2 separate regions of the Homo sapiens genome follow, and region 1 is linked to region 2. A link is an interaction called in ENCODE POLR2A ChIA-PET data of the cell type or tissue named here. Cell type or tissue: Panc1. All regions are shown on one strand. Links, peaks and the distances in the headings refer to the core of each region. The heading gives the core; the rest is flanking DNA. Region 1 has its middle 32 kb from the start of FILNC1. Region 2 has its middle 18 kb from the start of CITED2.

Evidence for each region. Peaks named below come from ENCODE experiments on the same cell type or tissue, not always from the same donor. Only the 100,000 strongest peaks of a DNase experiment are listed, where the experiment ranks them.
Region 1: POLR2A ChIA-PET joins it to region 2 with 14 read pairs; 2 of 35 experiments call an interaction of 5 or more read pairs at or near these places.

What each region holds. Positions count from the first base shown.
Region 1 is chr6:139,737,435-139,740,255 of GRCh38, reverse strand. No RefSeq gene overlaps it. Among named protein-coding and RNA genes, the nearest start is that of FILNC1, 32 kb to the left of the region's middle. In Panc1, for the core only: no CTCF peak of the experiment used is centred there; no DNase peak of the experiment used is centred there; H3K27ac peaks cover 528 bases.
Region 2 is chr6:139,391,706-139,394,526 of GRCh38, reverse strand. No RefSeq gene overlaps it. Among named protein-coding and RNA genes, the nearest start is that of CITED2, 18 kb to the right of the region's middle. In Panc1, for the core only: no CTCF peak of the experiment used is centred there; no DNase peak of the experiment used is centred there.

The DNA of each region.
Region 1 (2,821 bases), core at 260-2,759, 350 kb before region 2:
TTAGGAACGCCACTGAATCTTCATCTTGACCTCAGGTAGCCTAGTGTCCAATTTCCTCCCCAGCCTATTCTTCATCCTCTGGGAAGTCTAGTTTCTCAATGTTTCCAACACTGTAGATGTTCTTTGGCTTCTAGTAAAAATAATTCCTATACCATGGTGCTCTCCTGAGATTTCAAGACTCCTACACACTGAAACAGCCCTCATTTTCCCAAGATTTGACAAGGAACATCATCTCATCATCACCCTGAAGAGCCCCTGAAGGACATGGGGCAAGGTAGCCAAAAGTCCAATATGCCATGTGAATTAATGCTCTGGAGCCCAGCTTACTGCCATCCTAATGCAAATGTTATAATAAAATATTAAACTGTATGTGTAATTGATGCTTACTTTATAGTAAGTCAGGGTCTTGCTTGTTTGAATAAAATTCATTATTTACAATTTTCTACTAGAAGTGATTTCTTTGTTGATATCTCCCCTAATTGTTCAAACCGTATAACACATTTTCCTAGGGAGCATTTAAATAATTACAATATTCCTCTTGGTTTAGAGTTAGCATCTAGGTTTCTGATAGACAGTGTTATAAATATTCTTTTTTGCATAATGAAAAATGCCTACATCTATGTTATTCAGAGATATTTATAGACAGATATATTTAGTCTAAGTCATGTTCTACCCATTATAGTAAGGAACCCAAGTTCTAGATCTTGCATATCTGAATTCTACTACCATTTATTCAGGGCTCCAGAAGACTATGGTCTATGTTTAGAATAAAGGGCATATGCAAGTAGAGTACATTTTGTCCACTTAATTTGTCTAAGTTATCACAATTTAAAATATTAGCATCATTTACATTGAAAAGCAATATAAAGGTTGGAAAGTATACTCTCAGTGTCACTGCCTTTGTAGTGCAGGAGGCTGCAGGTAAATTGACATAACCTGGAAAATTTGTCAAGTCATTCACTCAGTGGAGGGAAAAACCCATGAGAGGATCCTCTTGGTTACTCACTGCAGTAATATATAAACCTCCTTGCAAAAGAAGACGAGAGAAGGAGGCCTATTTCTCTCCATTCAGGAGTACATGCAATTCCAAAATACAAAAAAGGAAATTCATGCTTACTGATCTAAGTTCTTTTCTACCACTCACAAACCATCTGAAGAGCTGAACTTTTTAGAATTGTTATTTACTTATGTCGTAGATAACCTAATAACGAATAAAGACTAAGAGTCACACAATCTCACCCAAAAGAAAAGTGTTTTAGGCAAGACATTAAATTTTCTGGCCCTTGTTCAACTACAAGTCAACTGGGAGATTAGTCATTGTAAAAAAAAAAAAAAAAAGGAAAGATGTTTCTTAATAATTTTGTATATTTGGGTATGGAGAAGATATAATTATTAGTGTATTGCTTTGCTGATTAAAAATTATAAAATAAAACCAAGTAATTTAATCATATGAAAGTGTATATTTAAGCCATTTGATTTTTCTCAGTATTTTTTTATTTCTGATGAACAACGCTACCCCAAAAGCATTAATCATGTTACCCTTTATTTAATAAGTACACTGAACCATGTGACATCTATTGATGTCCTTTTTTAGTTTTTAAATATGCACTGTTAATTGGCTTTTTGCATTATAATTATTCATAACATCTTTAAGAGCAAATACTATTTCTCACACTACTTTGTATCTTTCCAGAACACCTAAAATACTGTCTCCAAAAATTATTCATTTGCTTGGCCGGGCGCAGTAGCTCACGTCTCTGATCCCAGCACTTTGGGAGGCCAACGCAGGTGAATCACTTGAGGCCAGGAGTTCAAGATTAGCCTGGACAACATGGTGAAACCCCATCTCTACTAAAAATAAAAAAAAAATAGCTGGGTATGGTGGCACACGCCTGTAATCCCAACTACTTGGGAGGCTGAGGCATGAGAATCCTTTGAACTCGGGAGGCAGAGGTTGCAGTGAACCAAGATGATGCCACTGCACTCCAGCCTGGGCAGTACAGCAAGATTCTGCCTCAAAAAAAAAAAAATCATTCATTCACTTATTCATTGAACAGTCTATGTGTTCACCATGTGCCAGGAGCTGGGGATGTAGTTCTTGCCCTCAGAAAGCTTGAAATAACTGACCTCTGAAACAGACGGAAGGAGCCCTAGCCCAGATCACCTGAAACAGGGGATAGGGGACACAGATGAATGTCAAGGAAGTCTATGTAAAGCAGGTGATGCTGGTTTCTTTTCTGGAAAAACAAATGAGTAGGAATTCTCAATGGAAGGCAGGTGGGCAACTGTTGCACAGGGGGCTTTATACATAGTAAGCACTTGATAAATAATTATCTACTTGTTCTGGAATCAGCAGTACTGACTTGAAATCAGTGACCTTTCAACCCTGAGAATCTATGGGTCTCTGACTTTTTTAAGTCATTAAAGGCCTATTTATTAAGTCAATGCTTCAGGCTTTCTTGTCACCAAAGACCATGTTTCTTCACTAACAGAACAGAAAACAGGACTTCTTTTTAAGAAAAGGAAGAAACACCCTCAGGCTTGATGTCCATATGTCCATTCTAAAAGTAATATACAGTAATTTGGGCATTTTTGAAAAATGAAGAAAAAGGAAAGGAAAAAAATCATACATCCCACTACTAATAGTCATTGTTAATAAAAATTGGTGCATTTCTTTCCCGTCTTTATTTTGCAAAGTTTTTGATTTATAATTTTTACATAGTTGCAATGGTATTAATTAACAGTGCATATTTTAAAAGTTAAACCCACAGTACTAGATGTCACACAGCACAATGTGCTGAATTGTTAATTAAATGGTAGC
Region 2 (2,821 bases), core at 136-2,635:
AAAGAAACACACAGAGAGAGGAACACTTGTGAATGGTTCAATCTGGAAGTATAAAAAGGGGAGAAAACAAATACATACATGGATCATAGGTCAGATGTAAGAGATAAGGTTTAATGGCTAACACTAAGATGACTTGCACTATGGCTGTTTTGTAAGTAGGTATTGGAGGAGATTTTTTTAAAGTGTGAAACATTATGAAAACCTCCTCTCCCTCCTCTCCATGGAAAAAAACTATACGTGCTCTGTGTGTGTGTGTGTGTGTGTGTGTGTTTGGTATGTGGGGTGTGTGTGTGTGTGTGTGTTTGGTATGTGGGGTGTGTGTGTGTGTATGGTGTGGGGTGTGTGTGTGTGTATGGTGTGGGGTGTGTGTGTGTATGGTGTGGTGTATGTGTGTGTGTGTATTTTAAACAAAGCACAAGAAACCAGCACAGAACATCTTCACAGTAATTTTCTATCTAAAATGTGGCAGGACAAGAATAAAGAGACCTACACTTAAAAAAAAAACTTATGGCAGAAATAGCCTGGGTGAAATATGGGAGGAAGCAATTGAAGACCTTCAGGGGAAGATTTTCCTTGGTCAACATATGGAAAGTTATTGTTTCACAGTGAATAAGCAACTAGAACATAAAAATCTATCCCTCTACTAGAGTTGTTCATCAAAGGGACATTGTAGCAAGCCAAAAAAAAAATTTTTTTTTGTAACATTAAAACTGTTCTCCAGTACTTTTTCACTTATGTCATTCAATGCCCTTCTAGGATAACTCACATGACGAATTTCTCTCAGCTACGAGTAAAAAAAATCATTTATCTTTCCTAATAAACTAGTAGTCCTTTCCTTATTGGACACTGAAAGCTACATAATACAACATATTTCTCCCTTTGCCTTGGCTACCAGGAAGCGCTAAGAAAATTTGCATCCCCCAGGATTCACTGAAACCATTATCCATTGCTCCTCTTCTTTTGTAGTTTGTCTTGTTTTATTTTTGTGTTAAGATTCCTTAATTATATGTTTTGAAAAGCTGTTATTTCATTCAAAGTTGGAAAGAGAGAATGGAAAGAAGAGTATTTTTCACCTTTCCATCTAGGATAGTGCTGATTATTATGTCCTGTCCTTAAAGTGGAGAAAAGAGGGATGAAAGGTTAAAGAATTTGGGAGCAGTTTCTCTAGATTTGGAGAAACAAAACACAACCCTTGCTTGGAAAAGCTTAACTTCTGTCCAAAGTCCTACTCTACTCTACTGTCTTTTAAAAGCAATAAACAAGAATAGAAAGCCTTACAGTGTTGAAGTCAGGTCGATTTCACCTGAAACCCCAGCTGTGCCACCTGGGAACTGAGTGACTTCAGTCAAATCACTTACCCTCTCTGGGCCTCAGATAGTAACACCATTTGAGCAGAGTTGACGTTGAGATTCAATAAGACAATGTATATGAAAGCCAATGGCATACTCTAAGGCTCCTACAGTCATTCAGCAAGTATGGTCTCTCCTTTCTTCCTTCTTTTACTTCCCCCAATGGTATACTGTTTTTCTGTTTCTGAGTCATTAGACACAGTGCTGTGTTAAGTAAAGAATGCAGTGTAATTGATGCCAGCCAAAAGCCATCACTAAAGACCTCTTTTTTTACAGCTTACATTTTATGTTTTAGGGAGGGAAGGGAAGGATTCTTAACCAATTGAATTAATTAATAATTAACTTTCCTTTCCTTTCTTTTTTTTGAGACAGGATCTCACTCTGTTGCCTAGGCTGGAGTGCATGGAGTACAGTGGTGCAATCATGGCTCACTGCAGCCTCTACCTCCTGGGCTCAGGCGATTTTCCTGCCTCAGCCTCCCTACTAGCTGGGACTACATGCACACACTACCACACCTGGCTAATTTTTCTGTTTTGTTTTGTTTTGTTTTTGAGACAGAGTCTCGCTCTGTCACCCAGGCTGGAGTGCAGTGGCGCGATCTCGGCTCACTGCAAGCTCCGCCTCCCGGATTCATGCCATTCTCCTGCCTCAGCCTCCCGAGTAGCTGAAACTACAGGAGCCTGCCACCATGCCCTACTAATTTTTTGTATTTTTAGTAGAGACGGGGTGTCACCGTGTGAGCCAGGATGGTCTCGATCTTCTGACCTAGTGATCCACCTGCCTCGGCCTCCCAAAGTGTTGGGATTACAGGCGTGAGCCACCACGCCCGGCCCAAAGTCTTGTTCTTTTATGGGTTGTGTGTGTGTGTGTGTGTGTGTGTGTGTGTGTGTGCGCGCGCATGGTTTGTTTGTTTATTTGTTTTTAGAGACAGGGTCTCACTCTGTTGCCCAGACTGGAGTGCAGTGTCACTATCATACCTCACTGCAGCCTTGAACTCCTGGGCTCAAGCAAAGTCTTGCTCTTTCAATTCCACTTAACATGGGTTCCATGCTGACCATCTGCCTTTGGTTAACGCCTCTTTCTTCAGATATCTCACTGGACTTCAGCTTTCGTAGCTAACATTCTGATCATTGATTGCTGCTTTGCACCTTTTTGAAAGCAGTTTCATTCCTCTGTTGTCAACCAGAGTGCCTCCCCAAGCTCACAGCCCAGCCATTGATTAGAAATAGGTGCCTCCTGTTGTCCCAGCCATACCTGTATTGACAGACTCTTGAGCTATTTCTCTAGATAGCTAATCTCAGGGGCATGGCCCATTCTAGTTTCGCTCCCTTTCAGAGGGTGGACTATAGGTCTATTCACACCTCAAAATTCCAGTGATGCTGACCTCACTTGTACATTCCAGAAATTAAAAGAGCCTTGTAATAAACAGAGGATACTGGAAAGAAGGGTGATCAGTCTCTCTGGCACTGATA